Regions from separate parts of the Homo sapiens genome. Here regions 1 and 3 are each linked to region 2. Evidence: read pairs that join two places in POLR2A ChIA-PET (ENCODE). Cell type or tissue: Panc1. All regions are shown on one strand. Links, peaks and the distances in the headings refer to the core of each region. The heading gives the core; the rest is flanking DNA.

Evidence for each region. Peaks named below come from ENCODE experiments on the same cell type or tissue, not always from the same donor. Only the 100,000 strongest peaks of a DNase experiment are listed, where the experiment ranks them.
Region 1: POLR2A ChIA-PET joins it to region 2 with 13 read pairs; 3 of 35 experiments call an interaction of 5 or more read pairs at or near these places.
Region 3: POLR2A ChIA-PET joins it to region 2 with 10 read pairs; 4 of 35 experiments call an interaction of 5 or more read pairs at or near these places.

Annotation. Positions count from the first base shown.
Region 1 is chr10:114,728,225-114,734,804 of GRCh38, reverse strand. It overlaps a transcript of ABLIM1 not described here. Among named protein-coding and RNA genes, the nearest start is that of ABLIM1, 73 kb to the right of the region's middle. In Panc1, for the core only: a CTCF peak has its summit at 2,540; no DNase peak of the experiment used is centred there; H3K27ac peaks cover 4,632 bases.
Region 2 is chr10:114,601,634-114,608,213 of GRCh38, reverse strand. ABLIM1 (actin binding LIM protein 1) reads left to right here. Exons shown (of 23, transcript NM_002313.7): 2 at 6,253-6,387. Among named protein-coding and RNA genes, the nearest start is that of ABLIM1, 53 kb to the left of the region's middle. In Panc1, for the core only: no CTCF peak of the experiment used is centred there; no DNase peak of the experiment used is centred there; H3K27ac peaks cover 4,067 bases.
Region 3 is chr10:114,706,373-114,712,952 of GRCh38, reverse strand. It overlaps a transcript of ABLIM1 not described here. Among named protein-coding and RNA genes, the nearest start is that of ABLIM1, 51 kb to the right of the region's middle. RefSeq lists an enhancer at 690-1,189. In Panc1, for the core only: no CTCF peak of the experiment used is centred there; DNase peaks (open chromatin) are centred at 2,906 and 3,722; H3K27ac peaks cover 5,000 bases.

The DNA of each region.
Region 1 (6,580 bases), core at 728-5,727, 130 kb before region 2:
TACATACCAAAGAAACCCAACCCTCAGGAAACCTCCCGTTTGGTTGTGAAGAGGATTTATCCCTTTTGAAAATTCAATAATCCATGTAAAATTATCAGATGAGGATTTGGTGCCAGGATAAGTCATGTCACGGGCAGGAAAGCACACAACCTTATTATGTGCCCAGTGGTCTGGGAAGTCTTCCTCTCCCAAGGAGTTGAGCTGAGAAAATATTTGCAGATCATTGCAAAGGATTTGGAAAACAGAGGGTGAGGTGGGCCTTCCAGAGAAGGAGGATTGGGGGAACAAGGTGCGAGAGTTGCGGGGGTGTTGTGTTGAAGAATTGTCTGGGAGAAACTGAAGGAAACCAATTTGGCTAGAATGGAGACTTTGGGAGAGTGTCATTGGAGTAAGGTTGGAAACCTGGGTTAGGACCACATTATGGAGGGCACGAATGTGAGGTTATGGATTTAGCTGTGTAAACAGAAAGGCATTTTGAAGGTTTTGAGCAAGGGAGTGCCATCATCTAAGTGGTATTTTAGGGAGATTTGGTGGAGAACCAGTTATAGGGTGAATTAGATTAGGTGACAAGGAGCTGGGGCAGGGAACAAAGGCAGGAAGACCAGTTAGAGTTACTGAATCCAGCTATTAAAGTTGCAAGGTCATGGCCAAGCGTGATGGTTCATGCCTATAATCCCAGCACTTTGGGAGGCTGAGGTGGGCGGATCACCTGAGGTCAGAAGTTTGAGACCAGCCTGACCAACATGGCGAAACCCCATCTCTACTAAAAAACAAAAATCAGCCGGGCATGGTGGCACACGCCTGTAATCCTAGCTATTTGGCAGGCTGAGGCAGGAGAATTGCTTGAATCTGGGAGGCAGAGATTGCAGTGAGCCAAGATTGTGCCACTGTATTCTATCCAGCCTGGGTGACAGAGTGAGACTTCATCTCAAAAAATAATAATAATTAAAAAAAAATAAAGTTGCAAGGTTCTCAAATCTGGAGTTGTTGGTTAAAATATAAAAGAAGAATGAAATGCCAGAAACATTTTTATAGAACAAATCAGCAATGGAGGCGTATGTTTCTGATACAGGTGGTATCTGGCAGATGTACCTGGTCTGCGACTTATTGGGAGCAAACACATCCTTTATCTAATTATAAGAATACTGAATCTGGATGTTATTAATTGATTTCCCCAGGCACTACCTGTGTTCCTGGGTACTGAAGAAAATGGGGTGTGACATCTTGAAGGATTTATCTCAGTAGGGTCCAGTTCAGAACATAAATAAATAACTTTAGCTCAGCATGCTACAAGAAGGCTGACTTTTACATTGTTTAGCATGTCTGATTAAATTAATTTCAGAGACTAAACTTTAAATCTTCAAAGGGCATGTTTTTGCTCGGGGTACAGCATTACAGTAGCTGAATTACATATGCTCAAGCCCCATGAGCATTAGGTTATTTTGTTCTAAAGGGCAATTTTTTTGGTCCTACTTTGTATTGCATAAAAATTCAAAGGATTCAGAATAGTTGCTGTTTTCCCTGTGGTCTTTGATTAGGACTCTGTTCCCTCTGTTCTTCCACCCTGGACCTATCAATCACCTATCACCTACTAGTACCTGATTCACACTGTACCTGGCATCCCACCCAATCTTTCTAACTTACCAATGAGATTGTGTCACTTCCTTGCTGAAAACCCTTCTAAGCAGTTTTGCTTACAGAGCAAAGTCCAAATTCTGTAACTACACTCATGGCTCTCCACAACATAATTGAGCCACTTTTAGGATTCATAATATGGAATCAGTGATTCCAGCACATTCTTAATTATTATATTTACGCTAGATGGACATAATAATATAGATGAGAGAATCTGAACATTAAATGAGGTTTATATCACCTGAAGTTCAGTTGGAGCATGAGTCAATGCAAAAAATTCACTTCTACATTTTGAGTTTTATCTTCTTTAGTTTTGTGTTTAAGGATTATTTGTCATAGATATTTCCATGTATTAAAGTAATTTATATAGTTGGCCTTTTCAGTGACTATGGCTTCAAAATTAATTTATTAATCTTTTCCTTTTTTCTAGAAATAATTTAAGGCAGTTTATAATGATGTATAAAAGATACCATGGTAGCATAACTAAAAGTAAGTGAGATAGAAAAAAACATAGGTATAAATCTTTATGACTTTGGACTAGGCAACGATTTCTTAGCACAAGCAACCAAGGAAAAAATAAATGGAATAGATTTCATCAAAATCATAATCTTTTGTGCTTTAAATGACATTATTGAGAAAGCAAAATTGCAACCTACAGAATGGGAAAAAATATTTGCAAATCATATATCTGATAAGGGTCTATTTTTCAGAATATATAAAGAACTGTTATAACTCAACCAAAAAACCCACAGATAACCTAATTTTAAAATTTGCAAGGGACTTGAATAGACCTTTCTACAAAGAGACATAGAAATGACCAACTAGCACATGAAAAGATGTTCGACATCATTAGCCATTAGAAAAATGCAAATCGAGGAGAATCGCTTGAATCTGGGAGGTGGAGGTTGCAGTGAGCCGAGGTGGCGCCACTGCACTCTAGCCTGGGTGACTGAGCGAGACTCTGTCTCAAAAAAAAAAAAAAAAAAAAAGAAAAGAAAAGAAAAGAAAAATGCAAATCAAACCCAAAAGATATCACTTCACACTCAATAGGATGGTTGTAATAAAAAAAAGACAGAGAATACAAGTGTTGATGAGAATATAGAGAAATTGGAACACTAATACATTGCTGGTGAGAATGTAAAATAGTGTGCCACTTTAGAGAACAATTTGGCAGTTCCTCAAAAAGTTAAATATAGAGTTACTATGTGACCTAGCAATTCCACTCCAAGCTGTATAACCAAGAGGACTGAAAACATTATGCACTAGGCGTGGTGGCTCACGCCTGTAATCCCAGCACTTTGGGAGGCCGAGGCAGGTGGATCATTTGAGGCCAGGGGTTCAAGACCAGCCTGGCCAACATGGTGAAACCCTGTCTCTACTGAAAATACAAAAATTAGCTGGGTGTGGTGGCACCCGCCTGTAATCCTAGCTACTTGGGAGGCTGAGGCAGGAGAATCGCTTGAACCTAGGAGGTGGAGGTTGCAGTGAGCCAAGGTTTGAACCTAGGAGGTGGAGTTTGCAGTGAGCCAAGGTTTGAACCTAGGAGGTGGAGGTTGCAGTGAGCCAAGGTTTGAACCTAGGAGGTGGAGTTTGCAGTGAGCCAAGGTTTGAACCTAGGAGGTGGAGGTTGCAGTGAGCCAAGGTCATGCCACTGCACTCCAGTGTGGGCGACAGAGTGAGACTCCATCTCCAAAAAATGAACAAACAAACAAACAAACAAACAAACATGTCTAGGCATGGTGGCTCATGCCCATAGTCCTGGCACTTTGGGAGGCCGAGGCACGCAGATCACCTGAGGTCAGGAGTTCAAGACTAGCCTGGGCAACATGGTGAAACCCTGTTTCTACTAAAAATAAAAAAAATTATCTGGGTGTGGTGGCAGGCACCTGTAATCTCAGCTACTCGCAAGGCTGAGCCAGGAGAATTGCTTGAACCCGGGAGGCGGAGGTTGCAGTGAGCCAAGATCATGCCACTGCACTCCAGCCTGGGCGACAGAGTGAGACTCCAGCTCAAACAAACAAACAATCTATGCAAAAACTTGTACACAAATGTGTACAGCCCATTATTCATAATAGCCAAAATTGCAAACAACTCAAATATACATCAACTGGTGAATAGATAAACAAAATGTGGTGTATCCGTACAATGGTATATTATTCAACAGTGAAAAGGAATTAAGTAGAGCTCATGCATGCTATAATATGGATGGACCTTGAAAACACACTAAGTGAAAGAGACCAGCACCAAAGATCAGATATTGTGTGATTCTATTTACATGAAATATCCAGAATAGGTAAATGTCTAGGGACAAAAAGTAGACTAGTGGTTGCCATGGCCTGGAGGAGGGGGAATGAGGAGTGACTGCAAATGGACACAAGGTTTTATTTTGGTGTGATGAAATATTACAGAATTAGGTAGTAGTGATGGTTGCACAACTGCTTGAATATACCAAAAACCACTAAATTGTACACTTTAAAAGGGTGAGTTGATATGTACGTTGTATCTCAAAAACAAAGTCGATGAGAAAGTTGAAAAAATCATATAGATATTTAATTGATTTATGAATAAAACCAGTATTATTCTTTAAAGATCCATATACTTGCCATTGGTTGGCTATGAACTTAGCTCTAATTTGTGTAATTTAGGGATCAGTTACATAATCCATCAATAGTTTCATTAAGTCCAGTGGCTCCAGATTTCTCTTGGTGACTGATCATAGTGCTTACTCAGCCCTTCTCTACGTGGAATTCTTTTTTTTTTTTTTTTTTTTTTGAGATGGAGTTTCACACTGTTGACCAGACTGGAGTGCAGTGGCACGATCTCGGCTCACTGCAACCTCTGCTTCTTAGGTTCAAGCGATTCTTCTGCCTCAGCCTCCTGAGTAGCTGGGATTATAGGCGTGCATCGCCACACCTGGCTAATTTTTGTATTTTTAGTAGAGATGGGGTTTCACCATGTTTCCCAGGCTGGTCTGGAACTCCTGACCTCAAGGGATCCACCTGCTTTGGCCTCCCAAAGTGCAGGGATCACAGGCGTGAGCCACCACACCCAGCTCCTAAGTAGAATTCTGTACTTCATTATAGGAAACAGCATTCCAGCTACTTATATTCTACATTTTCCTTTTACGGAATAAATTCTTTGTGTTCACATTATTTCAGAAAAGAAATACAACCGTTTGTATGAAAAGTAAAGGAGTTTTTGGATGAAGAATAGAAAGCCACTGAATTAGGTTGACTTATTTGAATGAAATGAAAGTTAACTGACATAATAATGCCCCTGTTCTCAAAACGTTTGTATTCTAGTGAAGTGGCTTAAAGAGTGAGAAAACTGTTGTTTTTTCATTGGCTTATTTTTTACCCAGTAATTGTACTGGCCAAGCTGAATAACATGGCTTTTTATTAGCAGAGCAGTAGACCACAGGCAAAACCATTAGAAAGGAGTTTTGCCTAGCAAACTTCAGTACCATCAGAATATTGCCTTTTCCCTATTTCTCAAAATATGGTTGTATGGTCTCATTTTCTCAGTCGTGGGTTTCAGAAACACCTTGGATTTGTGTCCAGATTCCATTCCTTACCCAAGCCACACAGTTTCCTATGTCCTGTGTCCTTAGGGCAGTCATGGTCATTCACAATCAAAGAACTTAAACACTCATTCAGTAGCTTCTGTTTCAATTTGGGAATTGGACTGTGCAAATTACTTCCAGATTTGGCCCTTGGGGTATTTTTATACTAGAGATAATTAGCTCTGGTCATGAGAGACCAGAAGCCCTTAATCTTTTTAAAATAGAGTCCTCATTTCCCTGGAGCCTTAGAGTTTGATGGTGTGGTCAGCGTGAGAACAGGGTGGTGCTGCCAGGCTGAGTGGAAGGGCCAGCATGTTTTGGAGCTCAGGGTGTATCCATGCATTTAAGCCTCTGGATGTGGAGCGTCATGGTGGAGAACATTGGCTTTGGAGTCCTTCTGGGTCATATCTTAGTTCTGCTACTTGCTCACTGTGAGACCTTGGTCAAGTACTTTCCCTAGGCCTCACTTTCCTCATGAGAGCATGAGGATGAAATTAGGATTAAAAGAGCTAAAGCATGTAAGATGCTTAGCACAGGCCTGTAACTTGGCTACGCAGAGTAAATGTTACTGTTGCAGTACCTAGAAAGGTGCCTGCTTATGCTCAGTATATTTGAATGAATGAATGAATGCATGGATGGACTCCTTAACTGCATATTGGAAAACATTACTTCATGAGCACTTTAAAATAAAAAGTGTTTGGAACATACAGAAAAGAACAGAAAAAGCATGATATGCACCCTGCTATATAGAATGTTACAGTTTTGCCATACTTCAGATTGTTTTAAGAAATAAAATGTTACAAATACAGCTGAATTCTCCTACAGGCCCCTCCCAGATCACTTAAATCTCCTCTGCCCAGAGGTAATTGAATTTGGTGTTCTCACTATCATGCTTTTAGAGTATTCTCACATATATATGTAGACGAACAATACACATCACAGCTTTGCACATTTTTACCCTTAATATAAAAGCATCCACAGCTTGCTTTTTGTTTTTTCTATTTTTTTTTTTTTTGGCTCTCCATTTTGTCTTTCAGATTAATTCATGTTGGTACATGTTGCTATAGCTCACTCTTTTTTTTTTTTTTTTTACTGCCTTATCGTATTTTATGACTATGTCATTATTTACCCATTCTTAATGTTGATGGATATTTAGATACTCCCTCCCTTCAATGTCTTGCCATTACAATAATGATGCAATGAACATGCTTACATGTGTCTTCCTGATGCAGCGTGCATAAACAGAGAGGAACTATTGGGGTTTCGGATTTGTGCACCTTTGCTTTATTAGATATTAAAATTTTCCTCTTCAGAGTGCCTGTGTGGGTTTATATTACCAGCAGTATAAAAGCGTTCCCGTTTCTCCACAAATTTGTCAACACT
Region 2 (6,580 bases), core at 700-5,699:
TTTTGTATTTTTAGTAGAGGTGGGTCTTACCATGTTGGCCAGGCTGGTCTTGAACTCCTGACCTCAAATGATCCACGCACCTTGGCCTCCCAGAATTCTGGGATTACAGGCATGAGCCAAGGTGCCCGGCCTATAAGCTTTATTTTCTTAAAACCATTTTAGGTGAATAAAAAAAATTGAGAAGATAATACAGGTATTTCCTGTATACTCAACACTTGGTTTCCCCTGTTAGTAACATTTTGCGTTGGTGTAACACACTTGTTATAATTACTGGACCGTATTGGCACACTGTTATGAACTAAAGTCCACACTATTCAGATTTCCGTAGTTTTTACCTAATGTTCTTTCTCTGTTCTGGGATCCCATCCAGGATCCCACATTACGTTTAGTCATCACATCTCCGTAGGCTCCTCTTGGCTGTGATCATTTCTCAGATGTTCTTTGTTTTTTATGATCTTTACAATTTTGAAGAGTACTTGTCAGGTGTTTTTGTTTTGTAGAATGTCCCTCCATTTGGGATTTTTCTCATGATTTCATAGGGATTATGGGTTTTGTTTTGTTTTGTTTTTGGAAGGAAGACCACAGAGGCAAAGTGCCCATTTTCATCACATCATATCAAAGGTACATTCTGTCAACGTGACTTATCACTGTTGATGTTTACCTTGCTCATGTGGCTGGGGCATTGTCTGTCAGATTTCTCTATTGTAAAGTTAGTCATTTTTTTCTTCCTATCCACATTGTGCTCTTTGGGAGGAGATCACTATGTACAGCCCATACTTAAGGAGTGGGGAGTTAGGCTGCACCTCCTTGGGTAGAATACGCTTTGCTGGTTGCATCTGGAGAAAAACGCCAGAGGCCGGGCGCGGTGGCTCACGCCTGTAATCCCAACACTTCGGGAGGCAGAGCCGGGTGGATCACGAGGTCAGGTGATGGAGACCATCCTGGCCAACATGGTGAAACCCCGTCTCCACTAAAATACAAAAATTAGCTGAGCGTGGTGGTGCACACCTGTAGTCCCAGCTACTTGGGAGGCTGAGGCAGAGGAATCTCTTGAACCCAGGAGGCAGAGATTGCAGTGAGCCAAGATCGCACCACTGCATTCCAGCCTGGTGACAGAGTGAAACTCAGTCTCGAAAAATAAAAAAGGGTGCAAGGGCGTAGGGAATTTTCAGTAATCTGAGAAAAAGGAGTTGAGGGCCTGGGCTGCTGGGGTGAGAAAAGGGATTGAGGCACAGGGGATGTGAAGGTGGACAAATTTGTTGGGAAATGAAGGAGAGGGCAGAATCAAGGTTCAAGCACTGGTAATTAGGGGATTATTCTGGTATAAAGAGGTCTGGATTAGAAGTCACTGCACTAGGTGACTGCCAACTCTTTATTTCTTGGCTGCGCCACCTTGGGTGAGTCACTTCATTCCTCTGAGCCTCAGTTTGTCTATTTCTAAGAAGGGGTTGACAGTACCTGCTCTTCCTACCTGAGAACTCCTGTGAGAGTGAAATGAGATAGAGAAGAGGAAAGGGCTTTGGAAGCCATCAAGCACCGTGTTGTTCCAAAGGCTTATGGGTTAGGGAGTGATGGTGCAGTGGGGAAGGAAGGGGGCTTGAGAGGGAGAATGTGTATGTTACCTGCAAGATACTGAGTATTTCAGATGACCCAGAGCAAGCTGTAACTAAGAGTACTCTGGGCTGGGTGCGGTGCCTTACGCCTGTAATCTCAGCACTTTGGGAGGCCACGGCGGGCGGATCACAAGGTCAAGAGATCAAGACCATCCTGGCCAACATGGGGAAACTCCATCTCTACTAAAAATACAAAAATTAGCTGGGCATGGAGGTGTGCGCCTATAGTCCCAGTCACTAGGGAGGCTGAGGCAGAAGAATTGCTTGAACCCAGGAGGCAGAGGTTGCAGTGAGCTGACATCGCACCACTGCACTCCAGCCTGGCGACAGAGCAAGACTCTGTCTCAAAAAATAAAAAATAAAATAAAAAATTGGACTCTGTCACAGGCTTGTGATATTTACCTGCTACTGCTAAGGAGATTTTTATTTCAAATACGCTTTCCCAGATGTTCTGTTTCTGGCAGTCTAGTTCCACAGTCTGTCCCCCAGAGAGAGGTAGCTTGGGCAAGATGAGGCTAGTTCTGGATTTGGAAAGAAGGACTCTGCTTAGCTTTGTGGACTTCCTCTTATGACCTGCCATGGCCTCTGCTTGACTGCACTGAAGATTACTGGGATTTCTTTAATGGTCTCCTTCCCCCAGTCTCATTGCCTGAGATCGTTAATAGACATTCCAAAAGTAACACATCAAAAATGGCATTTTTGCTTTCTGTCCTGCACTGGAGTTCAGAGACATGGCTGATCTGCTTTGCTTGACTCTGAAAGACAGTGTGAAACTCCTCAGTAAGCAATGCAATTGGCTGCTTTAGCTGAGTAGTGAGAATTCCTCTAAACTGGGTATTCTGCAGTGGAGGAATCCCGTTACCTTTTCAGGCAGGTAGACTCTTGGCTCTTTGTAGGTATTTCCTCATTGTTCAGAGAGTGTGCAGCCATGCTTTTGGTTTTTCATTGTACAATCCTTATTTAGGCAACAAAATTGATGAGCCATGGAAGGTTTGAACTGTGTCTGCTCAAGTTCCAGGGTAAATCATTGACTAGTCAGTACAGTGGAAAGTGCTGGGAGCCTGAGTGCTAAGTATGCCTCTGCCAGTAACTCCTGATGACTTTGGGCAAGGAATGTAAACTCTTTGCTCCTCAGTTTCCCTATCAGTAAAATAAGTAGGGACCGCTTGGGCCTTGAAAGATGGAACAGTCAAGTAAATTTTGCAGCACAACCAGTTGGCAGATAAGGGGAGTGCAGAATCAATGTCATGTCTGTATTGGAAATGACTCAGCATATTTCAAAATTGTAGCATCGAGTCAACAAACATACATGTGGTAACAACCAGACTGTCAAAGACAGTTATATAAAGTTAACCTCTTTATTCGTTTTGGAAAAGGAGAGATATTCCTTTCTTGACACTGACTTGAGTTGGGATGAAATAAGAACTGAATCTTCTGCTCTTTGGATGCTGCCCTTCTCTAGTAAGAACAGCCCATTTCTTTACAAATAGGTTGTTCTGAGATGCCTAGGCTGTTGTGTGAAGGAAAGGCAAGTAAACACAGTCTAGTCTGTGGGTGAAGGCAAAGCAAGTCATCTCTGGGCATGGGGGACTTTGTGGTGTAATGTATATTTCCAAAGGGAAACTTATGCAAAATGCAGATGCTGATCCCAGTTCTGAGCTTGGTAGCTGGTGCCAGCATTGGCAGTGGCTCCTTTGTTCGGACATAGAGAAAAGCCAAGAAGTGAAGTGATATTTTCCTTCCCTCATCATTACTCAGCATGACTGCCTTGCTTAGCAATAAGAAATTCAAGTGTCAAGAGAAACTGCAGTGCATTTTCTTATCCAAAAATGCATTCTCCTGTGTAGTCAAGAGATTCACTGTGTTCTCATATTGTTGCTGAAGAGGATGGTCTTTTGAATTACTTTTGAAATTCTAGCTCTTCTCCATAGCTGGCGTATTCATATTGTCTGAATTCTAAAGGGAAATAGCTCTTAAATTGGAGTATGCGTAAGAATCACTTGAGTAGTTTACTAAAAAGGTAGATGCCTGACTCCCACTCCTAGTCATTGGGGCTGAAGAACCTGCATTTTTAATACATGGTACAGAAGGTTCTGATATGGGGGATCCATAGAGTTGCCTTGAGTGTTACCACCTGGGTGCCATGCTCAGTTATCAAAAACCTTATTGCTACGTGTGTCCCCTTTACAAGCCAAGCCCTAGCTGCTGCTTTTAGAACGGCACTTGAACTTGCCATATAAATTAGAGGCATAATGATAATACTTATAAAAATAATTATTTTTGACTTACAACAATTTTCTGATTTATACAAACAGCATGGAAGGGGCATGAACTTAGCAGTCAGAAAGGCCTGGGCGTGGATCTTTCAGCTTCCTCTGCTTCTTGGGCAGGTTGTTCAGCTCTGCGGCTCTGTTTCCTTATCTGTCAACTGTCAAATGGGAACAGTATTACTCACTTCACTGAGAGAGAGGGGTGGTGAGGATAGAATAAAGTGGCTTATGTAAACACCCTGCACTATGTGTGGCATTTAGTAGATGCCAATAAATACCACTTGTCTTCTTTCTTATAAGAAGCAGGAATTAACTTAAAAAACACAAGGACTTAAGGCAGATATTTTTAAGGAAAACTTTTTTTTTTTTTTTTTTTTGAGACAAAGTCTCACTCTTGTCCCCCAGGCTGGAGTGCAATGGTGCGATCTCGGCTCACTGCAACCTCTGCCTCCTGGGTTCAAGCGATTCTCCTGCCTCAGCCCCCTGAGTAGCTGGGATTACAGGCACGTGCCACCACGCCAGGCTAATTTTGTATTTTTAGTAGAGACGGGGTTTCACCGTGTTGGCCAGGCTGGTCTCGAAGTCCTGACCTCAGGTGATCCGCCCACCTCGGCTTCCCAAAGTGCTGGGATTACAGGTGTGAGCCACCGTGCCAAGCCAAGGAAAACTTTTCTTCTTCTTTTTTTTTTTTTTAATGTGCAAGGGATAGGTTTTTTGGCCTTCATACACATCACTTTAAAAGTCAGTCATTGTTTACAGATCTTGAGAGCATGTCCCTCCTTAATTCCTTTAGATAATAACTGAGTTATGTTGTAAATACAGGTTTTCAAGAGAGATCCCAGGAGGTAGATAAGGAATTGCAGGTGAATTGCAACCTTGGTATCTTTGTGGCCATTCCCAGGGTCCCTTGCAGAGAACACAGATCAGGTGTTCAACCTGAAACTACACCTGCTCCTAGTCAGAATCTCACAAGAAGAACCTTGTTTCTCAGAAGTTAGCTAGTAATGGATTATTTGGACTATCTTGTTCAAACTCTTGCCAGGCAAAATGAGAACACTGCTGAGGTCTGAGAGAAACAGTGAACTATTATATTGTGGTATACAGCGAGCTCCTTGTTGTAAGGTGTTTTCTAAACTGAGTTTCAGCAATATCTGCCCACATCTACCCCCTGCTCAACCTGGTTTTACCTTTGGAGAGAAAATCATCTTTGTGTTGGTTGATTAATTTTAGGTTCAATGTTCTTGTCCCATATAATGCTCATGTCATTCCTTAAGGAGTATGTTTTTATATATCACCATGTTCCTCCTTCTGAGGCCCCACATCAAAAAAGGAATTTGGTAGCAAACACTGCCTATCTGCATTCTCTAGCTGGAGAAACTGCAAGTTAAATGAAGACTCTTGGTGAGCTCAAAGCCACAAGTGTCCCCTCACTGCCTTCTCTCTGGGCCTTTGTAAAGGGCAGGCTGAACATCCCAGTCCCAGGGCTGGGCAGTCACAATAACTTCTAGTCTCTGAAGGCCACACTCTGGAAACTAAGAGTATTCTTTTAGTATTCTCTTAGTATCCTTGTAAGCCCCATCATGTGATGTTAAGGTCTGAAAAGACCCTATAAATTCCCTGGGCCAATCCCCTTTGTTTTATGGGAAAGGAAACTGAGGTTCAGAGAGATCCATGTTGTTCCTAGTTTATTTTTAAAAATTTACTGCCTGCAGTGTGTGTATCAGACACTATGCACATAATGGGAGGCTCATCATAGGCCTGCAACAGGTTAGATGAGTTGCCATTTATGATCGGGAATGACCCTCTGGTAAAGCAGGCTAGAAACTGTTCAGCACTGCTAATTAATACGTAAAGAAACATTTACTGAGCACCTTTGCTACATGAACATTCTGCTATGTCCCAAGAAGCTGGGAAGGAGGGAGAAATACAACTGGTGAGACAAAAAGGATAAACTTTAAGAAATGGTCCCCATCTTCAAGGACCTACAGTCCACAGTGAACTCCTTCTGAAGGTGCCTTCTAAATCAATATAAAGGCATATTACAAGTCCACATAACAAAATATTGAACTAAGCAAGATTGTGTATTCAATAGTTCAATGAAGTCATCCTAGAGAAGTTTGGGAAGAAGGGAGAAGACAGCAGGCTCCATTGAGGAACACGCCTGGTGTTTTCCCCCCGGGACTGTCAAAGCCACAACTGTCTTATGGGTCTTTGTGTCTCTAGGATTATGACTTGGAGGGACTGCTCTGTTCACACTGTCGAATCAATCTCTGTGGCTCATTTGACACCAAAATTACAGAGATACCATGATGACCCCTTTTGCAGGAATGCTCTCTACTCACCTGGATCTTTTGTTGATTTTCTTTCAGTGGCCCACCCTCAGGACCCTCACCACCCATCAGAGAAGCCTGTCATTCACTGCCATAAATGTGGGGAGCCTTGCAAGGGTGAAGTGCTTCGGGTCCAGACCAAACATTTCCACATCAAGTGTTTCACCTGCAAAGGTATGGTGCCTCCAGCTTCGTGGCTCAGTGGCATGCCATGGTCGGGGCTTGCCTTGGGTCCAGCCCATCCCCTTAACTCCACATCCGGTCACTGGATGATAAGCGAATGCTCTCAGAAGCCCTGACATCATTTACTGCCAGTTTGGGATTCAGTTAGACTCTAGGGCGAGAACGAGTCCTGCTAAAACCAGTG
Region 3 (6,580 bases), core at 789-5,788, 100 kb before region 2:
TTGTCCTCCTGAGTAGCTAGGACTACATGTGTGAGCCACTGTGCCTGGCCATGAAGATGCGTGTTTCATTAATGGATGGAGCTCTAAGTCGGGGCAATCCATTGCCCTACGGTTTTATTTGTAATCAATAAGAAGTAATTATAGAAAATCATTGACAGTTTTGCTGAGCAGGTTCAACATTACTTGAAGAAACTCCAAATATTCCCGTGTCATAGATCATTTTGTACCAGAGTTGTTCTATATACCACTGAAAGTTTTCACTAGTAGCCTCAGACTGTCATCTAATTCTTCCATCCACTTAGCAGGCATGTCTCACAATATGGTGACAACGAAGAGGAAAACCAAACCAAGAAAGCCAGCATGGCTTCGGGGAGCTGGGTAAATAGGAGGTGACCTTGGATAAATACAGCTAATGTAACTGAGGGTAGCCCATAATAGGCTGTTGTCTTTTTTGTTCCTAAATTTCTTCTTATGCATTTATTATGTTGGCTTGAAAACCATCTTTTATCTCTATATTGTAATTTTCAGGTCTTATGAAGGAACTACTATGGCTTTTAATTATAGCATTCATGTACTTTTTTTTTTTTTTTTTTTTTTTTCGAGACGGAGTCTCGCTCTGTCACCCAGGCTGGAGTGCAGTGGCGTGATCTCGGCTCATTGCAGCCCCTGCCTCCCGGGTTCAAGTGATTCTCCTGCCTCAGCCTCACGAGTAGCTAGGATTACAGGTGCCCACCACCATGCCTGGCTAATTTTTGTATTTTCAGTAGAGATCAGGTTTCACCATGTTGGCCAGACTGGTCTTGAACTCCAGACCTCAAATGATCCAACCACCTTGGCCTCCCAACGTGCTGGGATTACAGGTGTGAGTCACCGAGCCCAGCCATTAATGTACTTTGTAATGAAAATCTTTTCCCTGTCACCCTGGAGACCCCCAGGCAGGATATGCTGAATATTTTCCACATGCTCCTCCGATTCCATTCTCCACCCTTTGCCCTGCTGTGCTCCTAGAGACTAACCCCGATGGCTACAGCAACGGCTCCCTTGACTTCTGCTTCAAGTTGGGCCCAGTTGGTGCGGGGGGCACTTAGCAGGATATCTGAGGGTGGGAGGAGAGTGTGGTTGGGGTATTTATTCCCTGGACTCCTTCTCTACCAGGTCACTGTTGGTTGTCTGTCTATGAAAGGCCACAGGTCCTGACAAGCCCCCCTCCCTCTCCACTCAGCTACTCACTTCAGGTTCTAGCATCGACTCCACCCCTTGCCTCTTTAGGCCTAGGGGTAAGCAACAGCTCCCCACTGTTGCTGGCTCAGGGTAGTGCATGCCCCTTGTGGGTTTACCTGAACCCTGACCACACCTTTGTAAATATCCCCTTTGTTAAACCTTTTTCAAGTTCTCCAGTTTGATTGTAACATCTGTCACCTGCCAAGACTCTGGCTGATATGCAGGTTTAGCGTGGGGGCTGGCACGCCTGGTGTTAGAGTGGTGTCTGTGACTGTGAGATTTGGGTCTATCATAAGCTTTACAGTTGGCTTCTCAATGGTCTTAACACTGTCACCATGGAAACTGAACATCAAAAGACAAGGGAAGGTTATGGATGAAGAGGCTCTGAGACATACCCAGTACCCTATAAAAGCCATTGTATAGCAACAGGAGGGCTCTTGGTAAGTTGAAGTGGGATGACTGCAGACAAATGGCAAAAGAAAATGATGCAAACCCCTAGTGAAACACAATTTCTAATGGGAGCCTGGAAAGCAGAAGCCATTCCGTTCCTTACGTGTAACAACCAGAAATAAGATGACTTTTGCTACTTTTGTTCTTGTGATTGATAGGGGAAAACATAGATCTTCAGACAGAAACAGAAGACATACAGGGACAACAGATTCTTCAAAAGAGTAGGAATATCCTGAACATTGTCCTAGTCATGGAGTGGCCTTCTTAGGCCCACATATAAACCGGCATGAGCTTATAGGTCATCTTTGAGTGGAACCCATCAGATGTCTTTGGGATTTTGGAATGCGTGAGGGATAAGCAAATGCTCCAAAGCCTTGCCTTTTCTACTGATCGAATGGAACACAAATACTTAGTGTGCAAATATGGTCCCTTGTGTTTCTTTCTGGAAAGCCAAAATATGTGTTCTGTGAAGATTGCTTTATTTTATTTTTATTTATTTTTTGAGACACAGTGGGCTCTGTCGCCCAGGCTGGAGTGCAGTGGCACCATCATGGCTCATTGCAGCCTTGACCTCCTGTGCTCAAGCAATCCTCCCACCCCAGCTCCCAAGTAGCTGGGACTACAAGTGCAAGCCACTAAGCCTGTTTAATTTTTATGTTTTTAGTAGAGATGGGTGATATGGTTTGGCTGCGTTCCCACCCAAATCTCATCTTGAATTGTAGCTCCCATAATTTGCACATGTTGTGGGAGGAACCTGGTGGGAGATAATTTAATATGGGGATGGTTTCTCCCATACTGTTCTCGTGGTAGTGAATAAGTCTCATGAGATCTGATGGTTTTATAAGGGGTTTCCCCTTTTGCTTGTCTCTCATTCTGTCTTGCCTGCCACCATGTAAGATATCCCTTGCTTTTCTGCCATGATTGTGAGGCTTCCCTAGCCCTATCGAACTGTGAGTCAATTAAACCTCTTTCCTTTAAAATTACCCAATTTTGGGTATGTCTTTATTAGCAGTGTGAGAACAGATTAATACAATGGGATTTCACCATGTTGCCGAGGCTGGTAAAGATTGCACTGTAATACAATTCTGATAGTTGCCAAAGCCCTACTGAGTCACTCTAACTCTGGATCTGTTGGGCAGTTGAGCTGTAAAAGAAGTGGATAGCAAGTCCAGTGGAAATCTTGGACCTGAGTAACCATTTACTTCAAAGAATAGGAGATTTTAGTTGCATGACAACTCTTGCCCAAGTAAATATGTGTGTGTACACATGTGTGCACATGGTGGGAGTGGTGGTATATGTAGTTATTATCACAGATTAGGGGAAAGTCAAGGTTTTATGGACCCTGAGGCTTATGTAAGTTTGAGAACCCTGTTTAGAAAAAGCATAAAAAATTATGAACACAAAGTTAAACATCAAAGTGAATATTTAGGAAGGGAAAAAAGTCACAACAAATGACAACATTTCAAAAGTGGTAATTCCTAAATATCATAAAATACAGAAAACTAACAAGCAGCTGATTAATAAACATGTTCTGACGTACCTGTATAATATTTTCCCTGCTACATTTTTGACAGCATATTCCTTGATTGCCTTTTCATATGACAATAACTTTGTAGTTTTTTCTATGTAGAGAAAAGAACCTTTCGCCTTTCCTCTAGCGTAGTTTATTGAAATTTATCTTTTATTTTTGGTAGCTGGTTTACATAAAACAATCTCATACACAAATGTACTCACTGCTACAGTTTTAGATCAATAAATATAGGAATTTTGATCATCTCCATTTCACATAGTGGCCATTAAAAATGTATATGGTGCATTTATAATTATAACTGTTTTAAGCATATTTATGACAGGAGAGAACTTCTGTTTTGACTCTATGTTGATGAAAACAAGATTCTCTGCTCCTAATATTACAGGTCTGATGGCTGGAAGATTTTTCTATAAACCAGCTTTCTGCTTTATACGATTCAAACCTTGTTTCTCTTCCACTACGTAACAAACTCCAGTGTTGGGTGCTAAGGAACGCATTCCCATCTAACTCCAGTGTTGGGTGCTAAGGAACACATTCCTATCACGGCATGGCTTCTGGTCTTGCATTTCCATATCATGACTCTAGATGAGTCACCATAGTAAACAGTAAAAGTTTCTAGAAATCATTTCCACAATTTGCAGTAATAGCTAGCAGTAACTTAACTATGCAGGGAAGTGACCATACAGCCATACATGTGGTCCATGAAACCTAAAACTAAATATAGCCCTAATCAACTTCCCCTTAGCCAAGTTCTTAAAAAATGCTTCTCGAAAAGTACCAATACCAGTGCCATTCCAATGCTGACCTGGAAGAGGGGAGGTCAAAATGGAAAGACATGGTAATCTTAAAAGATGGTGATTAAAATATCACTTTTTGGTACAGATTTTACAAACCTGTGGCCATGTGGATAAAGATGAGGACTTTGAAGGTGGTCCCTGAACATTAAGTATGATCAGCTTGGTGCAAAGTTTATCAAGCATTAAAAAACTGACCCCAGATTTTATCACCTAGAATTGACTTTTAGGATATGTAGATTTTATTAGTCAGTTGGTTATTTTCTCTGCTCTTCTTTCCTCTTTCTTAACTTTGCTTTTATCCCCCAAATATAGATGGAGAATAGCAGCTCCTTTAAAAAGTACTCAGTTCATTTGCTTTCCTTTTGTTGTCTTCTTATTCTCCCCATGTTTTCCCCTGTACCCCCTCTTGCTCCTTTCTTTTGCCAGAAATACACAACTTACTTTAATGGGTGTCATGTCTACCTCCAGTTACCATCCCCATGTAGTTTTGGGGTCCCAGGGAAGGAGGGTCCCTGTCCCTTCCTCCATGCTCCTTGCCAAGCAGGGAGGAGGGAACTGGGACACTCCTTTTTCTGTGGCAGAAGGAGCCTGGAGAGGACTGGAGGAAGCTCTTTCAGGGAAACAGCGGCTGTTTTTCTTAGACCAAGAGATTCATAATGGCCTTCAGAGGGTGTAGCTATGTTGCCATCATAATTACAGCCTTGGAATGGTGCCTGTTGAGGTCGTTTTGTTTCAGAATGTACCAGAAGCTGGATCACTTTGTCTGGAGGTAGCTCGGCATGCATTTCACGCTTGCCATCATTCTCATGGGGGCTCCTTTTTTAAACGCTCTTCTCCTTAGTGACTAAGGTTGGTTTTAACAAGGTTTTCCATCATCAAGACCGTTGAGTTGCACCTGTTTTGTCTGCAGCACCACATGTAAACAAATAAAAGACCTGCCACCAGGACAGGCTTTGAAAAACAGCGGTTAGCATAAAGGCTTAGTACAAAATTGAAAACTGTTGGTAATTAGGTTTTTTGTTGTTGTTGTTGTTTGTTTGTTTGTTTGTTTTGAGACGGAGTTTTGCTCTTGTCGCCCAGGCTAGAGTGCAATGGTGCAATCTCCGCTCACTGCAACCTCTGTCTCCCATGTTCAAGTGATTCTCCTGCCTCAGCCTGCCGAGTAGCTGGGATGACAGGCACCCGCCACCACGCCTGGCTAATTTTTGTATTTTTAGTAGAGACCGTGTTTTCACCATGTTGTCCAGGTTGGTCTCGAACTCCTGGCCTTAAGTGATCCGCCCACCACGGCCTCCCAAAGTGTTGGGATTATAAGTGTGAGCCACCGTGCCCGGCCGGTAATTAGTTTTTTATGACTAGTACTCAGGAAGCCAGGGGCAGCAGGATTGATGGTTTAGCAAATTTGTCATTAAAACAAAACTGGGCCAGGTGTGGTGGCTTACGCCTGTAATCCCAGCACTTTGGGAGGCCAAGGCAGGCATATCACTTGAGGTCAGGAATTCAAGACCAGCCTGGCCAACATGGTGAACTTCGTCTCTACTAAAAATTTTAAAATTAGCTGAGTGTGGTGGTGTGCGCCTGTAGTTCCAGCTACTCGGAAGGCTGAGGCTGGAGAATCGCTTGAACCTGGGAGGCAGAGATTGCAGTGAGCTGAGACTGCACCACTGCACTCCATCTTGGGTGACAGTGCGAGACTCCATCAACAGCAACAACAGCAAAAAACTGAACCCTTACTGGAGAACTTTGGGATATGATGGTCTCTAATTGCACTGTATGTATGGTAGTCACTCATCACATGTGGTCATTGACCACGTTTGAAATGACAGTATTTTTGATATATTAGGTTAAATAAAAATCTTAAAAATCTTAAAATTAATTTTACCTGTTTCTTTTTACCTTTCTAATGTAGTTACTAGACAAATTTAAATTACATTATTTGTATATCACATTCTATTTCCATTGACAGTGCTGGTCTACAATACACCATTCTGTATGCCTGAAAGTGTATTAATGATGCCTTCCAGGCTCCCTGTAAGTTTCGGGAGAGGTTGTTTTCATGTTCTTTAGGACTGGGCAGGGCTGAATTTTTTTTTTTTTAAAGTAGAAGAAAACTGAAACATAATGAATCACAGTAGCAGGCCGTTCTCATTATAAGAAATGAGTATTAGGATTATGAAACCCCTTGGGGGATGTAACAAAAACAACAAAACAAGTTCTCAGCTTTTAGGAAAATATTGCCCTGAAAGGTTATCTCTTGTAACCCTGCTTCCACAGATTATAATTCAGCAGTTGCTGTGGACGTCTTTAGCCTCAGGCTTCATTACATTGGTGTGGAGAGAGAGAAATATGTGGTTCTCTCTCCTCCTTCAGACTCTTAAATCATACCTGGCATCCGCCTCCAGGGAAAAATTTGGTGCTGGGATTTATAGTTGTTTATTGTTTGTGCTTCCAGCATGTGGACTGTGCATTAATTTGTTTCTCAGGGTCAATTTTGGTATCATCATTGCCAGCAGACATTTGTGAGAATAACTCATAGTTTAGGATTTATTTATTGATAAGCGTATTCCACAAAACTTTGACA